Linked DNA regions of Homo sapiens: region 1 is linked to region 2. The links are chromatin loops, found by intact Hi-C in ENCODE. Cell type or tissue: PC-9. All regions are shown on one strand. Links, peaks and the distances in the headings refer to the core of each region. The heading gives the core; the rest is flanking DNA. Region 1 has its middle 98 kb from the start of LINC01877. Region 2 has its middle 31 kb from the start of LINC01792.

Evidence for each region. A loop is a pair of places that touch in the nucleus more often than their neighbours do. Peaks named below come from ENCODE experiments on the same cell type or tissue, not always from the same donor. Only the 100,000 strongest peaks of a DNase experiment are listed, where the experiment ranks them.
Region 1: a loop joins it to region 2, with 23 times the contacts of the local background. A loop is called at or near these places in 3 of 110 quality-filtered maps.

Annotation. Positions count from the first base shown.
Region 1 is chr2:199,700,969-199,710,809 of GRCh38, reverse strand. It overlaps a transcript of FTCDNL1 not described here. Among named protein-coding and RNA genes, the nearest start is that of LINC01877, 98 kb to the right of the region's middle. In PC-9, for the core only: CTCF peaks have their summits at 5,825 and 6,025 (motif pointing left); no DNase peak of the experiment used is centred there.
Region 2 is chr2:200,698,805-200,708,645 of GRCh38, reverse strand. It overlaps the pseudogene AOX3P-AOX2P and the pseudogene AOX3P. Among named protein-coding and RNA genes, the nearest start is that of LINC01792, 31 kb to the left of the region's middle. In PC-9, for the core only: a CTCF peak has its summit at 5,302 (motif pointing right); a DNase peak (open chromatin) is centred at 5,335.

The DNA.
Region 1 (9,841 bases), core at 1,152-9,151, 1.0 Mb after region 2:
AATTTTCCTTACTGATGATTCAAGTTCATAGAATGCTACGACTTCAGGGGCCTTAGCAATAATCTAATTTAAAGAGCTACAGTCATAGATAAAGAAGCCAAGTGAGGCCCAAAGACTTGCTGAAAGATGCACAGCTAGATAGTGAAGGAGTTAGAACTAAAACCAAGATCTCAAAATTGTTGGTCTAGTGCCTTTTCTACTGCACCATACATTCTTTTAAAGAAAAATATTATACAGTTGAATCTCATTATTTTGTGATAATTATGTTCTATAAAGTCGCTGGGAACACTGAGTTACCAAACTACTGACTTATTGCTCCCAAGCTTAGAGTCTTGAGAGCCCTCCAGTCAAAATATTTTTGTCAACCAGTTGACACATTACCTTGTTATATGTGTGTTTCTGTTTAAAGACATTTATTTAACATATATTGTTGATTCATTAACACTGAACTCATGACCAACAGCACCATAACTCACACCTGAAAAAAACTTCTTGAACTCATATATTCTCTCCATAAGGTGTTTCCTAGCTTTCTTGTTCTTAGAAACGTTAGATAGCACTTCAGCGTTACTTGAAGCACATTTTAACTAGTGAAATCATCAAAAAGCACAAAAATGTGGCACTAAGTAGATTGTGAAAAAGACACTTCTTTATGGTATCAGAGCTGAAACAAGAAGGCAGAGTGTAGCCTTGTTCACCTCAGCTAGGAACATGCACTTTGGGCAACTCAATTTTTTTGCCACTCTGTATATGTCTATGAATGATGGCAAAAGTTTCATGAGGTTTAATTTTGGGGTTTCAAATAAATTTTAGCAAATAGGCAAATGTGCAAATATGGAAGCTGAGAATAATGATGATCAACTGAATATAGAAAAAGAGATTAACAAATATATGAATGGGACAAATTATGGCTACAAAAGAGGTATTGTGACAATATTGGCACCTCTTACTAGAGAAATAAATAAGATTTTTCTCTAAAGAATGCCTATTTTTACAAAAACCTTTTCTACTTCTTATATTCTTCTCCAGGTATCTTCTTTGCTCCCTCGTCAGCAAAACTTGAACTTGTCTCTGCTTTCTCACCTCCCTTTCCTCTCCATTTCACTGAAAATATTCTTGCTAGATCTGTCTTGCCTAAACCAGTGGCAGATTTTCATTTTTCATCTTACTTAACCTCTAAAACCATTTAATCACCCCAGCCCTCTGAAACATCTTCCTCACTTGGTTTTCAATACAATATGCTCTCCTAGTTTTCTCCTACTCCATACGCAATTCTCAGTCTCCTTTGTCAGTTTCCCCTCCCTGCAATCTATCTCTAAATATTAAAATTCCTCAAGACTCAGTTTTTTGCTTTATTCTCTATCCTCTCTTTCTAGTAGCACAGATGGAAATAGATTTAAACAATTCATACTGTGGAAAATGAGGGGGGCTGTTATTGGCTAGGACTGGCTGCCCTGGGTTAAAAGGAGCATTATCCCCATACAATGTAATAAGTTTGGGAGAAACACTTGTACTGTATGACTTTCAAATTTATAGCTTCAGATTAGGCTTCTCTGAGCTCAGAGTCAGAGTCAGACTGAAATATTCAACTGCCCAGCCAATAGATTTTTGCATCTGGTCATGATGGAGTAACATGCATAAATTTACTTTCTACCTTAAACAACAGGAGAACTGGAGAAAGATATGGAACAGATGTTTTTTAAGTTTTTGAAAACAGGGAGTATAGTATCGGGATTCCAAAGAGAAGAGAAATAATTGCATCTACCCTCTAATTGCCCTAGATTTTCACTTGGGGAACAGGGAGGAGATCCCAAGTAGAGTGTGATGGCTTTGATTTCTCTGAGTTTTGGCAAACAGAAACCAGTGTTCAGGGTATCTGAGGGATCTAGAATTTATAAATCAGAGTTTCAGAAAGAAAGGAGCTACAAAGAAAAAGAGCTCCAGAAATGTACTTATGGATACCATTGAGTTTTTACTAAATACTAAGGCATGCACAAATAAGGTTAAACTTCATTTGGTCAAAGACCAAACAGGGAACTGAATGGTTTCTAAGCTCATAGAATCTTCCAAGAAATAGTCATGCTTTCAGCAGTCAGAGTGGAAAACCCTTGTTGAAGGCACCAAGAATGTAGTAATTGAGATACCAGAAGGTTATGTCTTCATAGTGAAGGTGAAATTTTCCCTGGAGAAAAGGCTGCTATAGGCCTACATAACAAAGACTGAGAACAAACCTTGAAATAATTTGCTTTATTCATAGGTAACTTAACTGTCTAACACAAACACAGCCCAATACTTTTTAAAGATAGATAATGAAATTCAGGTACTAAACAAGATAAAATCCACAATGTCTAGTATTAATAAAAATATTACATATTTCAAGAAGCAGGAAAATCTGATCCATAACCAGGACAAAAAACTGTCAATAGAAACTGACTCAGAAATGATAGTGGGGATGATATTAGCAGACATGAACATTAAAACAGCTATTTAAAAAATATGCATGGTGAGGAAAGGAATTGATGATATAAAAGTAATCATGTGGAACTTCTAGTCATGAAAAAATCACAATATCTGAAATGAAAAATTCTCTGGATGGCATTATTGGCAGATTAGACAATGTAGAATAAAAAAGTGGTACATTTGAAGACATAGCAGTAGACTTATCCAAAATGACATGCAGACATTTAAAAAAAAATTCAGAAAAAAAACTCAGAATCTCAGTGATATGACAATATTAAACAATCTAACATAAATGTATTTGGAATCTAAGAGGAAAAGGAGAGAAGCACAGAAAATAATATTTGTAGAAATTACAGTCAAATATTTCTAAAATTTGATAAAAATTATCAATCTATAGATCCAGGATACAGTACAAATGTAAAGAAAAACACATCAAGACACATCAGAATCAAACTCCTATAAAGCCAAAACACAGAAAATTTTAAAGCATTGAGGAGAAAAAAATAGTGCATTGTGTATAGATGAACAAAGACATAAATTACTGCAGACTTCTGTTCACAAATTATGTAAGTCAAAAGACAATGGGATACTATCTTTAAAGTCCTGAAAGAACTTGTCAACTTAGAATTCTATACTTATTTTTGGGCATTTTTTTAATGGAGAAAAAACAAGTTTGAATTAAACAAAAGCTGAGATGGTTTGTTATCAGTAGACCTGCTCTACGAGATACGTTAAAGAGGAAAGAAAACTTTACCAAATGGAGACATACATATATGCTAAAGGAAAAGAGAGAAAAACCAAATTATCAATATAAGGAATGAAAGAGGAAGCATCATTACAGAACCAACATTCATTAAAAAGAAAATAATGAAATATTATGCCCAACTTTACGATAATAAATCCAATGCCTTGGATGAAATGGGCAAATTTCTTGAAAGACACAAATTGTAAAGATTATTCAAGAAGTAATAGAAAATATTAATAGTAATATTTACATATATATAAAATATTGAATTTATAAGAAAAAATTTGTAACAATGTAATCTTCAGGCCCAGTTGGCTTCACTGGTGAATTTTCTCAAATATTCAAGGAAGAACTACTAATAACATATAAATTCTTTCAGAAAATTGAGGAGTGGGGAGGACATTCCAACTCTATGCCCCATGGCCAAGTGTTTTGTCTCTAAATCTAGGAGTCGAATAACATGCCAGAAACACTTTACCATGGGGCATTAAGTAACTAAGTGTCCATTATCATCTGGGATATATATAAGTGATAACGTCTGACATGCCCAGCAGTAGTTCATCATAAGATGAAAATAGTATATCTGAGAAAGCTCAAATATGGCCAGAGGGCCTAAATAAGCTGACCAGGAGCAGATAGCCCAGATCCCTATGTCAACCAGCACACAGCCCCTTCCCCAGCTTGCAACTATAGCCCTACGGGGGATGTCCCATATAATCGGCTGAAGGAGGGAAAAGCCTGAGCTTGGATTACAGATGGGTCAGCTAATTATGGGGAACAACTAAACATGGTTGAAAGCTGCATTGTAGCCACATTCAGGGGTGGCCTTGAAGGTCAATGAAAAGAAGAAACTTCAGCGGACAGAGCTGTGAGTCGTGCAGCTGTCCATTCACTTTATGGAAGGAGACATGGCCCAAAGTGATAATATATCCATATTCATAAACAGTAACCAATGGCCTTGCCATCTGGTCAGGGGCCTGAAAAGGAAAGTTTGGAAGATAAGACGTCTAGGATAAAGGCATGTGGATGAACATATGGGAGTGGACATGAAGTGTGAAGGTTTTTGTATTATACATTAATAAAAAGCCTCCATCTGTAGTTAAAATGGTTTAACCGGTTGGCATTAAGCAGTTTTTACTATTGGCCTACCTTGAACCAGCATAATTGGAGCATTAACAGAGTGCCCAAGGTGACAGAGATAGAGGTTATGCATGGTCTCATGAGCATAACCTCCTACTTCCAAGGCCAGTCCAATTATTCCTATATTTGAATGTTGAACCCAATTTACCTACTGGGATGTTGTGGTTTCCATCCCTGCATCTCTGGGTTCCTCAGGATTCTAACACCTAAAGAGGGTGCATTTTTACCAGATGACATAGCAAAGGTCACATCAAACTAAGTCTTAACAGTTGTCCCCAGGACACTCTAGACTTCCTGTATTCAGGGAATAGCAGCAAAAAGGAGGTATCACTCTTTTGGCAGGGATAATGGACACTAATCAGCAGGAAGACTTAAGGCTGCCTTTATAAAATGGGGACAGGACAGAAAACATGGAGATCAGATGATGCACTTTCCCCTGTTATAACTGTGAATAGACATGGTTAGCAATCCTAGCCCAAGACAGGGATTATTAGCAAGGGCCCAGAGCCCTCAAGAATGAAGGCTTGGTTCATACCACCTGGTTAGCCAGTGAGACTTCCTGCCCTCCTTTCATAGCTGTCCAACCTGCAACAGATATGAAGTCTCTGCTGGCTACTCCACTGCCTCCTCCTTTATCCTTCACAGGTATTTCCCCAAGTACATCTTTTGTGCATCTAATCTCATCTTGGCATCTGCTTCTTTGAGGAGCCAAAATGACACAGAATGAAACTTGCTCAACTTGATAAAGTGCATCTACACACAATCTACAGCTAGCATTACGATGACTGTTTTCTCTTTAAGGTAGGAAACAAGGCAGTAAGTACACTGTCAGTACTCCAATTCAATATTGTAGTGAGAGCAGTAAGGCAAGAAAAAGAAATAAAAAGCATATGGATTAGGTAGGACAAAATATAATTTATTTACAGATGATTATAAAGAAAATCCTAAGGTGTTTATAAAAAACTTACTAGAACTAAGTGTAGTAAGGTTGCAGTATACAAAATCAGCATACAAAAATAAAGTGTAATTCAAAACATTAGAACTAAAACATTAGAAATTGAAATTGAAGAAAAATATAATTTACAATAGGATAAAAATGATGAAATTTATAGGGATACATTTAGAAGCTATCTGAAACTGAACATAACCAAATTCTGGATTCTCACCACCTCCTGGGGGTAAGGTTCCAGTACTATCTCAGCCCATAGTACTTATGTTCTTTTAGTTGTCCAGACCAAAACTGTAGGATATATTCCTTACTTTCCCCCTCTTACCACATATCTAGTCTATCAACAAGTCTAGTGCATCTTTAAAATATATCTTGAATCCTATTTTCACCACCTTTCCTAGAGCAATCCATGTCCATCTCCCTTGTGTGACCTTCTGACTGGCCTCTGGGCTGTCATTTGTAGTTTCTGTGGCCCCATGAGCTCACAGGCAAACATGTATCTGAGCAGGATGTCCTAGCAGAATGGTCCTGACTCCTGAATGAAGGCTTCCACAGAACCTCAGTCCTCTTAGTGGGGAGAAATTTTCATCTGCAGAATTGTTTCAATCCTTGTTTTATAGCATATTTTGCCTAAAGATTGCTTGGATCTCTATGTCTGTGGATAGGGCTGGTTTACAATTTGGGGTGGTTTACAAGATTCCTAGTTCAAGAGCTCCCTCTGCTGTCAGTGTAGCAAAGTGTGGCTGCTTTCTTTGCTGATTGGCTGTGTGTGAGGGGTGGGGGCACTGATAGGAGGAAGAGTTGTGCATTCTTTTGTTTTTAAGGGTCCTAACTTTCCCATTCTTGCCTTTTCTTTCTGCACTGTACAGTTTTCTAAAGGTGCTTCTCCCTTCCCATTTATCCAGCTCTTCTTGGAAGAGTTACTTTTCCAAGGTGCCACCTTGAGTCCTGCACACACTTACAAGTCTCTTCTCATTTCACTCTGATCAACCACCACACTTTTCAGCATTTTGCATGTAGGAAGGACTTTCTCTTTCTGTGACTTTAGATCACTTTATAGCCTTTGCTTGTCTTCCCTCTTCCCCCCAGTCTTCCCTGGACAGTACTTGCCCCTCGACCCCCAACTCCAAGGCTTGGGGCAGCAGGACCATGTAGGGTAGTATGCTAGGATCTCATGCTCCTTGGTTTTTGTTTTTGTCTTTTTAACTTACAGTAATTGGGAATTTGGATTTTCTCTGTCTTTTATTCATGCCAAGGACAGATTTTTATGTTGCTTTCTTTGTTATTGCTGTTCTTTATTGAGTTGTTTTTTGGAGAATGTGTTGGAAAATACAAACTGACGCAGCAACTATTACCCCAGTTATGGAATTCCTTAGTTCCTGACCTCTTAGGATTTGGGCAACACTGGATATAAAAGGTTATTTCCAGGAAGAGCTATATTTCTAGAGGCAAGATTCAATTGTCCTCTGAGGGGCCGTCAGAAAAACAGTCCTCTGAAATCAAGACTGATTCAGGACAATTTCTGAATCCAGGCTGCAGTGTTCTTAGGAGAAGGGAAGAGTAAAGCCTACTCCGTAGACCTTCATCCATACCTAAAAATGGGTATGGGAAGGGGAGGGTAATTCTATCATTTTAGCTCATTTTTATATGTTTTTAAAAGGTTTATTCTATAGAAAAATTTAACTTTGTGTTATAGAAAAATTTAAATACATACAATAATAAGAAAATAATTTAATAAGCTCCATGCACCCAATAATAACTTTTAAGGGGGTACATGTGCAGGTTTGTTACATGGGTAAGTTGCCAGTTGCAGAGGTTGAATGTACAAATTATTTTGCCACCCAGGTAATGAGCATAGTACCCTGTAGGCAATTTTTTAACCTTCACACCTCTTGCTCAAACCCTCTAATGCAGTGCTGTCCAGTAGAAATATAATGTGAGCCACAAACATAATTTTAAACTTCCTACAAGACATATGGCTTTAAAAAGTAAAGAGAAACAGGGGAAACCAATTTGATCAATATAGTTTACCTAATAAATATATCTAAAATGCGATTTCAATGTCAATCAATATAACAAAATTATCACTGAAGTATCTAACATTCCTCTTTTCATGCTGACTCATCAAAATCTTGGATGTATTTGTTACTTGCAGCACATCTCAGTTTAGCCATTTTTCAGGTGCTCAACAGCCACATGAGCTGGTGCCTACCTTACTGGACAGCACAGTCCTAATACCTTCCTATTACTCTTAGAATAAAACCCAGAGTCGGAACATCACACTCTGGGGACTGTTGTGGGGTGGGGGCAGGGGGGAGGGATAGCATTAGGAGATATACCTAATGCTAAATGATGAGTTAATGGGTGCAGCACACCAGCATGGCACATGTATACATATGTAACTAACCTGCACATTGTGCACGTGTACCCTAAAACTTAAAGTATAATAATAATAAAATTAAATAAAATTAAAAACAAACAAACAAACAAACAAACAAACAAACCCAGAGTCCTTGCCAGGCCTCTAGGGCCTTACATAATCTGGCTTCTTTCCACCTCCCACTCAATCACCCTCCTTAATTTCTGGATTTGACACTGACTTTCTTGTTGGTCTCACCTCAGGGTCGTTCCATCTGCTATTTCTTCGATGGCTGATGCCTTTTCAGGGCTCCCGTCCTCACTTCGTTTTACTTTCTCCTTAAATGTCACCACCTCAGAAAGGCCTTCCCTGGCTATGTTCTATTGCCTGTTTTATTTTTCTTTACAGTGTTTTATCACTATTTGCCACTATATTATACATGTTTTTATGCATTTGTTTATTGTAAACTCCACAAGGGCACAGATCTGTGCTATTTACCATTCTATCTCTGGAACCTAGAATAACAACTGATGCATAGAGGCAGCTTGATAAATATTTGTTGAATGGAAGAAGGAACTGTATTTTTAGATTAGGATTGTATTGACCTGCTAATATTCATTTACCAAAAACTGAGATGCACATTTGGGAGACTATTTATTGAGTATGCTGAGGGTCTGCCACTCTGGTATTTTTTATTCTTAGGCGCTGGTTTGGAATAAAGTTGAATTATTCCTACAAAGGTCGCAAGAGTTGCATCGGGAGGCGAGGGTCTTCTGGGGTTTCTTTTTTCCCACCTTTGTTACCATGTGATGACTCGAATTCTGGTTTAAGACTTTGGTGGAAATATTATTATTGTTTTCTTTCCAACTTTTATTTTAGGTTCAAGGGTACATGTGCAGGTTTGTTACATGGGTAAATTGAATGTCACGGGGGTTTGATGTACAGATTATTTCATCTCCAAGGTAATAAACATAGTACTCAGTAGTGTTCAATCCTCACCCTCTTCTCACCTCCACCTTCGAGCAGGCCCCGGTGTCTGTTGTTCCCTTCTCTGTATCCATATGTACTCAATGTTTAGCTCCCACTTATTTTTTAATATTATATGATTTTATTTTAATTTTTTTGAGACAGTCTTACTCTGTCACCCAGTCTGGAGTGCAGTGGTGCAATCTCAGATCATTGCAACCTCCACCCTCCAGATTCAAGTGATTCTCATGCCTCAGCCTCCTGAGTAGCTGGGATTACCAGTGTGCACCATCACGCCAGGCTAACTTTTGTATTTTTAGTAGAGACGGGGTTTCGCCATGTTGGTCAGGCTGGTCTCAAATTCCTGGCCTCGAGTGATCTGCCTACCTTGGCCTCCCAAAGTGTTGGGATTACAGGCATGAGCTCAGCCTAGCTCAGCCTAGCTCCCGCTTATAAGTGAGAACATGCAGTATTTGGTTTTCTGTTTCTGCATTAATTCACTTAGGATAATGACTTCCAGCTGCAACCATGTTGCTGTGAAGGATGTGATTTTATATTTTTATGGCTGCATAGTATTCCATGGTGTATATATACAACATTTCCTTTATCCAGTCCACCATTGATGGACATCTAGGTTGATTCCATATCTTTGCTATTGTGAACAGTGCTGTGATGAACATATGCGTGCATATGTCTTTATGGTAGAGCAATTTATATTCCTTTAATTCCAATAATGGGATTCTGGGTCTAATGGTAGTTAGTGGCTGAACTAATTTACATTCCCACCAGCAGTTTATAAGCATTCCATTTACTCTGCAACCTTGCCAGCATGCGGTGGTTTTTTTTTTTTTTTTTTTTTTTTTTTTTTTTTTTTTTTTTTTTTTTTTTTTTAAACTTTCAAGTAACAGCCATTCTGACTGGTGTAAGATGGTATCTCATTGTAGTTTTGATTTGCATTTCTTTAATGATTAGCGACGTTGAGCATTTTTAGATGGAATGCTAGAAAACGTAGCATTCCTATACATGAGTTTAACATTGTTCTTAAATAATTGTTGGCCAAAGTTTCATTTGATGAATCTGATTTTTCTGAAATAGATAATTCTGATGATTCACATGATTCTGATGTTAGTTCTGTTTAGAAATAACTCCAAGGACAGTTTTTATATTTTATTTTCACATTGAAAATCAGTCAGATTTGCTTCAGCCTCAAAGAGTGTGTTTA
Region 2 (9,841 bases), core at 573-8,572:
CTGTGCTAATGGAGCAGAACTCCTCCAGTTTATGGGGAACATTCTGTCAAGATTACAGTGTGCAACTTACAGGGAAGAATGGTGGGAATCAGTGGGTAAATGTGGTGACAGTGACAGACAGAGGGGTGTGTTGTGGGGAGAGAGATTGTGAGTGATTTTGAAGAGTTGAAATGTCTGGAGAGTGATGGTGATAAAAGCGGATATATTACTCATGAGAATAGTGACATTGGCTGATGAAATACAAATGCCAGCAGTAACATCAATAAATGAAACAACCTTAAAGTCCAGTGATTATTTTAAACCCAAATCCTAAAACATAGCCACACAAATAAATGTTACTCTCTTTGAAATGGCCAGCTTGGGAGAGATTATACATTTGTCTCAATAGTGCTGTCATGACATTGTGGGAACTCTGGGGGATATTCTTTCAGAGTCTGTAGTCTCAGGGGTGATAAATCTTTATCCTTTGAAGGTGAGTTTGATTTTTGGTAAGAGGTCAAAGACATTCAGAAACCAGTTTGACGTGTAAGGCAGTGGGTCAAATTGGCCATCACACTCTTTGGTCAAAAGTCTAGTGAAAAAGAGACTAATTTTTTCTCATGTAGTTTGTAAACCAAGAAGTGTTCTGTTCTGTCTTTTGTTTCACCATGTAGAGTCACTTCCTCAGCCTGGTCCTACTAGAACTTTCCTTTCAAATCAATGTACCTGACAAGGTCTGTATTATTCAATGGGCCCTTGGCACTATGAAGGGTATCTTGTGATTCTCATGAATCCCCTTCAGTGGATTTCACTGTAGTTATACATTTCCCCATAAAAGCTACTTATGAAATTGCGAGATAATAAAAAATACATATAGTGGTCCCTGACCTCAGTTCTTGAGCTCCTAAAACCCTGGTAGGTAGGGGCACTAGAAGAATCTTTGGTTTTAACATTTGGTCTTTGATCTCCAGGCCTGACACAGAGCTCCTAAGACCTTTGTAATTTCCTCAGTGACAGGTACATCTGACACAGAGCTCCTAATCCCTTGGAATTTTCTGGGTGACAGCATCTTCTATCCTAATGAGGTGGTGGTTGGTGGGCTCCTGGTTAGCCTGAGAATGGGGGCTGGTTGCCAAGGGAATCAACCTTGCAGTTAGAGAGTTGGAACTTTTAGCCCACCCCCTGATGCAGAGAGGAGAGAGGCTGAAAGTTGAGTGGCTCACTAAAGACCAATGATGTAATCAATCATGCCTATGAAATTAAGCTTCCATAAAAACCCAGAAGGTCAAGGTTCAGATGAGTGTCTGGATAGCTGAATGCATGGAGGTTCCTGCAGGGTGGCGTGCCCAGGGAGGGCATGGAAGCCCCACACCCCTTCCCACATCCCTTCCTCTATACATCTTTTCCATCTGGCTGTTAACCTGTATCCTTTGTAATATCCTGCATAATAAATGGGTAACTGTAGGTAAAGTGTTTCCCTGAGATCTGCGAGTCACTCTAGAACATTAACCAAACCTAATGTTTGGTTATGGTTTGGTCATGGGAGCCCCCAATTTCTATCCTATAGGTCAGAAGTTGCAGAGGCCTGGATTTGTGATTGGCATCTGAAAAGGAGGGCAGCCTTGTATGACTGAGCCCTCAACCTGTGGGGCCTGACACTGTCTCCAGGTAGGGAGTGTCAGAATTGAGTTAAATTAACTTGGTGTCCACTGGAGAACTGCTTGGTGTGTGAGGAAAAATCCCACACACATCTGACATCAGAAGTGTTCTGGGATGAGTGGTGTGTGAGGGTAGAAAAAAGTATGCTTTTTCCTTCAAAGTACCAAAGTATAAATTTTTAAAAATGTAAATGATCTCTTTAGAACCTAAGCAAACAAGTCCGAGACAAAAAGGAAGCCATAAAGCTGTTAAAATAAAACTGCCTCTAAAATAAAACTCTATGCTTCATTACATTCTAGTCTTGCTTTATAACATTAATCAATTACAAGTGCTTTGTCTCTTGATAGTGACTAGATAAGAAGAAAGACAGATTGAGATGGTTTCACACATGCTTCCTGATCACTTAAAGTGTGTCATATTCATCCACTATCCTGACAATGTCTGTGCTTCCAGTTCTATCCACAGCAAAATGAAAAGTTAGTATGGTAACCAATGATTTAAATAACAGGTTCATATTATTCCACAATTCTGCATTCAATACACTTATAAAACTGACATCAGCACTTCTGAGGGAATTCAGTAGCTCACGTTTTGAAGCAAGGTTGAGTACGCAATTGCCTACACCCAAAGCAGGAATGAGATCAGAAGTTGAAATTCTGCTAACAGTTGACTTCCTAAGGATGAAAATAAAAATTAATCAGCAACCTCAGGGCTTTTATTATGAACACTGAATTAAATAGAGAATGACATTTCTTTTCAGTCTCAGCAATTAGAATAAAAAGTGCCAGCATAAATGAGAGATTTTCTTGCAAATCTTAAAATGTTTTAGAGGAATCACTAATCCCTTTATTTATTGGCGAAACAGAAGTGTGAAGACAAATCGTGAAAATCACTTCCATGCCACCCACTTCTAATTTCTGATTAGGAGAGGACTCCAGTGATTTACATATGAAGAATTTATTTTCCAACTCTGCATGTCTAGCTTGCTTGATAATAGGAAATAGTTAAGGAGAGTAACCCCAGGTGCTTGCAGCTGGTGGTGGGTGGGTGGGGTTAGTAGAGTATATCTGAGAAGAAAGGGAGCAAGGGCTGTTTGGGGTGAGATGTGGAGGGGGAGGCAGGAGCTGAGCCAGAGAGGGTTTGAAAGAGGAGACTAGGCAGCATCCCAGAGACAGCGACATCTGCAGGGTGGGAAAAGTTGATCTCCCAGCCAAGATATCACCACTAAAACCTACCCATGGCTGCAATGCAGATTCAAGGAGCACAGAGGTGACAATATACCGAGAGATTCAGATGTAAGAGGGGGCAGAGGAGAGATGGCTTGTGGGCAACATACCCTGACAACCTTTGATCTGGGGAAGCTGCCTCCTGGAAAAGGCCATTGATGGGGATTTCATCATTGAAGAATTTACTTTGAGTAACAAATTGCAGCTAGAATGACTGAGATGAACCTAGCTGGTTAAAGGCCCTCCCTCCTATAAAGATAGAACTGTTGTAATCAGGCAGCCTAGAATGTGCATGTCACAGGATCCAGAAGAGGCCAGCAGAAACACCAAGCCACAGTAATCAAAGAGGAGGGTGCAGACCGGACCATAGAAACAATCCAGTGATTCTTTCATACAGAGGCATTGAGGGTTAGCAAGGATAATGCTGCTGCTGTTATTTATAGTTGATAATTACATGTATATTTGTAGTCAATATTTTACAGCTATATATCATATATCATAATTGGAATAATACAGAATTACACTGAAAGGTTGAGTTAATTGTGTGGTTCTCATTCATATTTGTTATCAGGTCAATTGTTCTCAATGAACCCATCAGTTATCTCTGTAAGTAACAAGTTAAAGAACCCCTTAGGGAGCTGTTAAAGATAGACATTTCTGGACTGGATAGATTCTCAACAGACAATTGCAGATATGAACCAGGTCATGGGTGGGTGGACCAGGAAGGCAGCACCTCCTCTCTGGCTCCCTATTCTGAAAACTTGGGCATTTAAGTGGCTTATCCACAAGGGTCTGAAATTAGGCAATCTAATATTTCAATCATGTGAAAAACACCAATGGATACAGCAGAAAGTGGTAGAAATCATGAATGATACAACCTTTCCTCACTAAACTACCCACACCCAGATAATTGGTGCAGAAAACCTACTGCCACGTTCCTGATCTATTGTCCAGCCAGGGTTCTCAGATGCTTCAAGAGAGCATGATGTGTCTGTGTGTTCTCTGGGACTTGGGGACCACATCAGCCAGGATGTCCCTCACCTAGGCCAGGCTGAGGCCAGGGTCAGCTCTGAAAGTGAGACACCTTCATTACTATTCTGTAAACCTGGGAAAGAAGAGGGTAAGTCGGAAAGGCCAGAGTAGGCATATAATGCCACCACTCTCTTTCATAAAAGACCCCTTTTTAAATTATTAAATAACACATCTTCATTGTAGACTACCTTGTAAATATAGAAAAGTGAGGAAAAGAGAGTAAACATGATTCAGAATCCCTGAAAAGCAATCAGAACCATTACAGCCATGCTTTGCGCTCTGCTCTAAGGATCAAGAGAGATTTTCCTCATCAGGTGCTGGGTAGCTCCTCTCCCACCATCTCCCCTGCTCTCTGCTCCAGCAACAGGCACTGCCTCCAGTCTCCTGCACAGTGTGTGTGCAGTTCCACCCTCCTTACCTGGTAACTCCCCCTTCCTTTCATCTCAGCTGAGAGAAGCCTTCCATAACTGTCCGATAAGTTTGGGTCACCCTATTACCTGCTCCTCTAACATCACATTCCACTCTTTCATAGCACTTGTCACAATTGCAGTTTTGCATTTCATTTGTTTATTTCTTTGATACCTGTCTTACCCATCAGATTATAAGCTTCATGAGAGCAAAGTCCAGGCCTTTTTCTTTAAGTCATTGTATCCTCAGTGCTTAACACCATGCTTGTTTCCTTGTCTAACTTCACCAAGTCCTTCCCATCTTTATGGTTGAGCTTGAATTCCACACCTCTTTCACCGTACGTCCTTTGGCTCTCTTATCTCTATCATTTCCTACTAAATTTGTATCCAGTTCCATGTGATTGGCACTGAATCATTCTCTAGTTGAACCATAATCCTAAGTGACACTATAGGTATATGCTGACCTGCCTGCCTGCTTTTCTGCCTCCCTCAATTCATAAAACAAATCGGAGCACCTACTGTGTGTCAGGCATGTTCTAAGGGCTGAAAGCACAGACATGTTATCCACTGTCAGGAAGTCAACATTCTCTTAGGGGAAGACAGTCATAACCAGACAATTGAATACGTCAGTTGTAATTTCAGATATGATAAGTGCTATGAAGAACCAAAGCTGGGTAATAGGTTGATTGTGAGAACCGGTGCTTGCAAGCAACCCCTGGTAACTCATCATGGTGATTACAAAGCATTGCCGTACCAGCAGCTGTTGCTCAGGACCATTGTTGTGAAACTGAAAAGCCTCAACTAATGAATCTCTACCTTGTGAATTACTTTTCTTTACCTTTCCATCCCATTCTGTATTATGAGTTTGAAAAAAAGAAAATATAAATATGTTTTATATTTATAATTGCTTATGTTTACAGGAACATAATGGTTCAATAGGTAATATACAAATGTTTTTGGAGTCTGTTTCATCAACACATGTGAATTCACTCAGCAGAGGGAGCTCATGCTTTAATTTTGGGAAATTGGACAGAAAAGGCTCTTGTAAAAAGAACCTGAAGTAGGCTTTGTGGCTCTCATTTTAAATAAGACTTGTTCACAGTACTTCTTGAAGCCGAGACCAGTTGCTTAAGAATGGTTTGATTTTCATTTGCATAAACAGATGCGACATTTTGGGGCAGAGTTTTCTTCAATAAGGTTCTGTTTTGCTTACCAAATAGACCAACTTAGACCAGGCATCCCAGCTCAGGAATCTAAGGATTCATCTAGAAAGAAGGTAACTGTCCCTAAGTTACCTACGTCTCTATGGCTTTTCCTATTACACCCTGAACTCAGAACATGCACTTATTTGACCTGTTTTAACATGACTGTGATTTGGCATTGAAAACTTACAAATAGAGGTTTTTGCCCTTTGAGATTATAAAACAGATATTTATTGAGAGTTCAAAGGATGTTCAAAGGATATTAACAACAAGGTGATTTAGGTTCAAAGGCAAAGACTGAGAGAATGAATCAATTTTTCAGATAAAGGGCCAGCACCATGAAGTTGACTCAGCGGTGTTGAAACCGCAGGTAAAATCAGCAACAGAAACCTACGGGGGGTGTGTGTATGTGTGTGTGTGAGTGTGTGTAAACTACAATTTTCCAGTTATTCAGAGAACTATAAAATGACTGAAAAGGCTGTTTTAGGTCAAAGTTTTTCTAGCATTATGCATGCTCTTATTGTGCATTTCTACAAGGAAAAAAGCAACATTTAAAAAACCTACTTTTTATTATCAAAGAGATTCGTTTGTAGAAAATACAGGGAAAAGTGTTGAGGAGCATAACAAACACAAGTTATTTTACTAGTGCTTGCAACTTTACATATACCTTTAAAATTAGTGTATGTAGCATTTAAGCGGGTATCTATTTTTGTCTTTTCCTTTCTTAAAAATCCCAGATTTTCCTCTCTTAAAAATCCCAGATTTTCCTCAATCAAAATTTAAAAGTCACTAAAACTGAGCTAATCCAAAAAAAGTCAATTTTGAATGCATTCCATAGATTGTGGAGAAATATTCCACTAATCATAAAGGAAAATATTTATGTCAAATACACTTATTGCATCACTCTGTAATTATTCCTTTATATAGCCACATTTCCCACAATACTATTAGTTCCTAGGGAAGAATTCATGTTTTTTTCGGGGGGATTGATTTACCAGCAGGTAGCCCAGTGCCTGGTGCCTGGTAAAAGCCTAATTACCTATAAAATTAATAAACAAATGAGTATTTAAAAATAGTTTTATTCCACCTGTACTTTTCACCAAAAAATGTTGATCTAAAGAATTGAGTCCTAAATTGTGGGGAAAACACCCATGCCTCTCCTTGTTGGGTAGCTTTGAAACAATTGTTAAAATTGGTTCTTCTGAGTTAGAGAAGGGAAAACCGAAGGAATACCTGGCGAAGTTCTGTGGCCTGCGAAAACGGTGCTTGCTATTTACCAGGGAACGTGGTAGCTGCTCTCATCTGCTACCGGAGGGAAGAAAAACGCTAAGTACGCCCTGAATCGTGGAGGTAGTTAGAGACAGCTGAAAGACTTCTGGGTGAACAACAAACATTTTGTTGAGCCCCAGCTCTGTGTAGAAAATTGAATCTCAACAGAGGATGTACAGTCTTTACCAGGATTTTCTGAATCTAGCAGACATTCTAAAGATCCTATGTGGTTCAGCATTACAGTGTCAAATATGATTTCCTCCAGCCACATGATCTCATGATTTGCTTAGTGTCAAATAGCCTGAGCTTGCTTTACCAGAACTATCTGCAACATCAGGATCTTGTTACAGTAAATGAGAACGCACCTTCTTGTATGTTAATCACTATAAATAATTCCAAAATCCTTGCAAGATGGATAATAATTGGATGGAAAACTTCTTTGAATTTCATATCAGGCCCTAAAAGACAGAAGGATTATCACTGGTGGGAAATAAATCAGCTAGATTTCATTTTGCAAATCACACTATGATTCAGAAGTGATAATTACAGATCCTAATAAAGTGAAATAAAACTATTACAATTGTGGCTTGTTTTCCTCCTCAGTAATTTCCCCGATATTGGAACTGAGTTTGATCCAAGCAGTAAATCATCTGTGGATTTTTTCACTCTAGAACCCAATAAAAGAAACATCCATTTTATTATTTACTGATGTTTTAAAAGAATGGAAATTTTAGCCTCAGAAAATTTAATTGCATTCTAGAGTTGGAATGAGAGGCCAGATTGCTCTTTATGAGCCAGATGTATTAATTGCATAACGAGTTGGGCACAGGGGGTGAATTTTAATCACCCAGGAATGTATTTTGATTTATGAGTAGATGCTGCAACTTACATCTCCTTTCGCTAATCTAGTTTTTCAGTATACAAAGTGAAAACCTGCTTCCCCATGAACTAAGGTTTCCCATCATAACAGGGGGGTGCTGGGGTACCTAAGTTTCAGCCTCAGAAGATCTTTCTGGGTTCCTGGAGTGATCCAGGTAGTTCTCTCCCCTTGGAAAGTCAGAGACCCCAAAAGAAAATGGGGTCCCAAATGGAGACCCCAAAAGAAAATTCTCTGCCATTCTCTGCAGTAGACAAATGCAGACTTCATGCTGATGTCAATGACAAAACACACACTTTATTACAGCTCACAAACTGAACAAGAATGAATGAAACCCACCATGGATAACAAAACACATAGAATAGTGGCCTAATTGATTCATAATAGAATCCACTGCTTTGCATATTTATTTTTCCATCTCTTACAGCTTAAAAAGAACAAAATGGATTTTAATTAAATCTTGACTTATAAGAATCCTATGTATCAGTGATGAGTTGTCTAATGTCAAATTTCCAACTGAAGAAATAATTATTGACTAAGTTATGAATGAATATAGCACATTACTAGAGAATTAACTATGTGTGCATTTATTGTCAGGCAACCATGTAGGATTGAAAAACACAGAGTACACCAGGAGACCCAGGTTCTAACCATGGCCTGGCCACTAAGTAGCTAGGTGAGTTTAGGAAAATCCTGGAACCTCTCTAGGCCTGGCTTGCTTTATCTGGAAATTAGGTATTTGACTAGATGATATAGAAAGTGCTTTTGGCTCTCAGAGGCCATTGAAGTATGGGCCACTGTGGCTCTTCGACCCCATTGAAGTGTGGAGTAAGGCTAACTATTGTTGGACAGCAGAAATACAGTAAAAACATAGAACATTAGATTAACTGAAGCCGATGGGGACCTTCCTCTCACAGGCCATTATTTTTTCCCAAGCAAGATTGAGGAGTCTCACAGCTACAGTTGAAAACTGGACTTTTCTCAATTAGCAGATGTAGTTAATGGGCAGAATTTCTTCAAAGTTTTCCTCTTCTCTATTTCTCTAAAACCAATGGCTGTGATAGCTGACAATAAAATGAAATGAACAAGTATAAAATAAATATTTATGAGGGCAATTTGCAAATAGTTGACCATGCTTAATTGGATAGCCTTTTTCTTTTTTTTCTTTTCTCTTCTTTTCTTTTTTAATGAGCTCTGTGCTCCCAGTTTTGATTCCATACAGGATCATCTATTAAGGTAATATTTTCTAAGTCTAAAATTGTTACTATTCCACAAGGTCTAATTAAATTTGCCACTATTTTTATAGTGCTCAACAAAGAATATGGCATTCAAGGAAAAGCCTTTGACTTCTGATCACTCCTTCACATTTATTACATGAGTAAATCTGAGAACCACTGATCTAGCTTTACAGAAGAAAAAAACAATGAGGCCCAAAGAGGGAAAGTGAGCTGGCCAAGGTGACACAAATGGTTAATGTGAACAGGACCATGAACCCAAGGGCACCAGGCTTCTTGGCCAGAGTCCTCTGAAACTGAAATAGTCCCACGCACCTGGAAGAAGAATGGTTTAAACAATTTCTGCAAGTTACTAATGAACAAGGGAACCATTTCTCAAGTAGGAATTGAATTGCTTAATTCATCTGAAATTAACTTTGATGATACCCCTGCAAAAATACTTTATGAAAAATTATTTTGTTCATTGTGGGAGCTATTGAGAGGGCAGATCTTTTGGTGGAATTTTCCAGTTTCATAGATGATTTCACTTTGAATGATTTCAACACTGAACAAAAATCATGGTGGAGAGGCTGCTGGAAATTGAGTAATAATTAAAGGCAGATTAGCTACGTGAGAATTGCCTTATCATAAGGTTCTGTAAATGTTGCTGTAAGTTATGTGATTTGCTGGAAAGATGACAGAGAGATGGGAGCCCCTGGGAATGGATTACAACTCTGATTAATGAAATAATGCATGTGTTCCTCTCATCAGGGGAGGCCAACGCTTCTCAAAGTGTAGTCTAGAGATACATAGAGGTCCCCATAAAACCTCCAGGGGCCCCAAAGTCAAAATTATTTTGTAATGAAAGAGATTATTTGCCTTCATCCTTCTCATTCTCCCATGAGTGTACAGAACTTTACAAAGGGTGCTTAACGTGTGTCATCACAACTGGCTGAATGCACAAGCAGATAACACG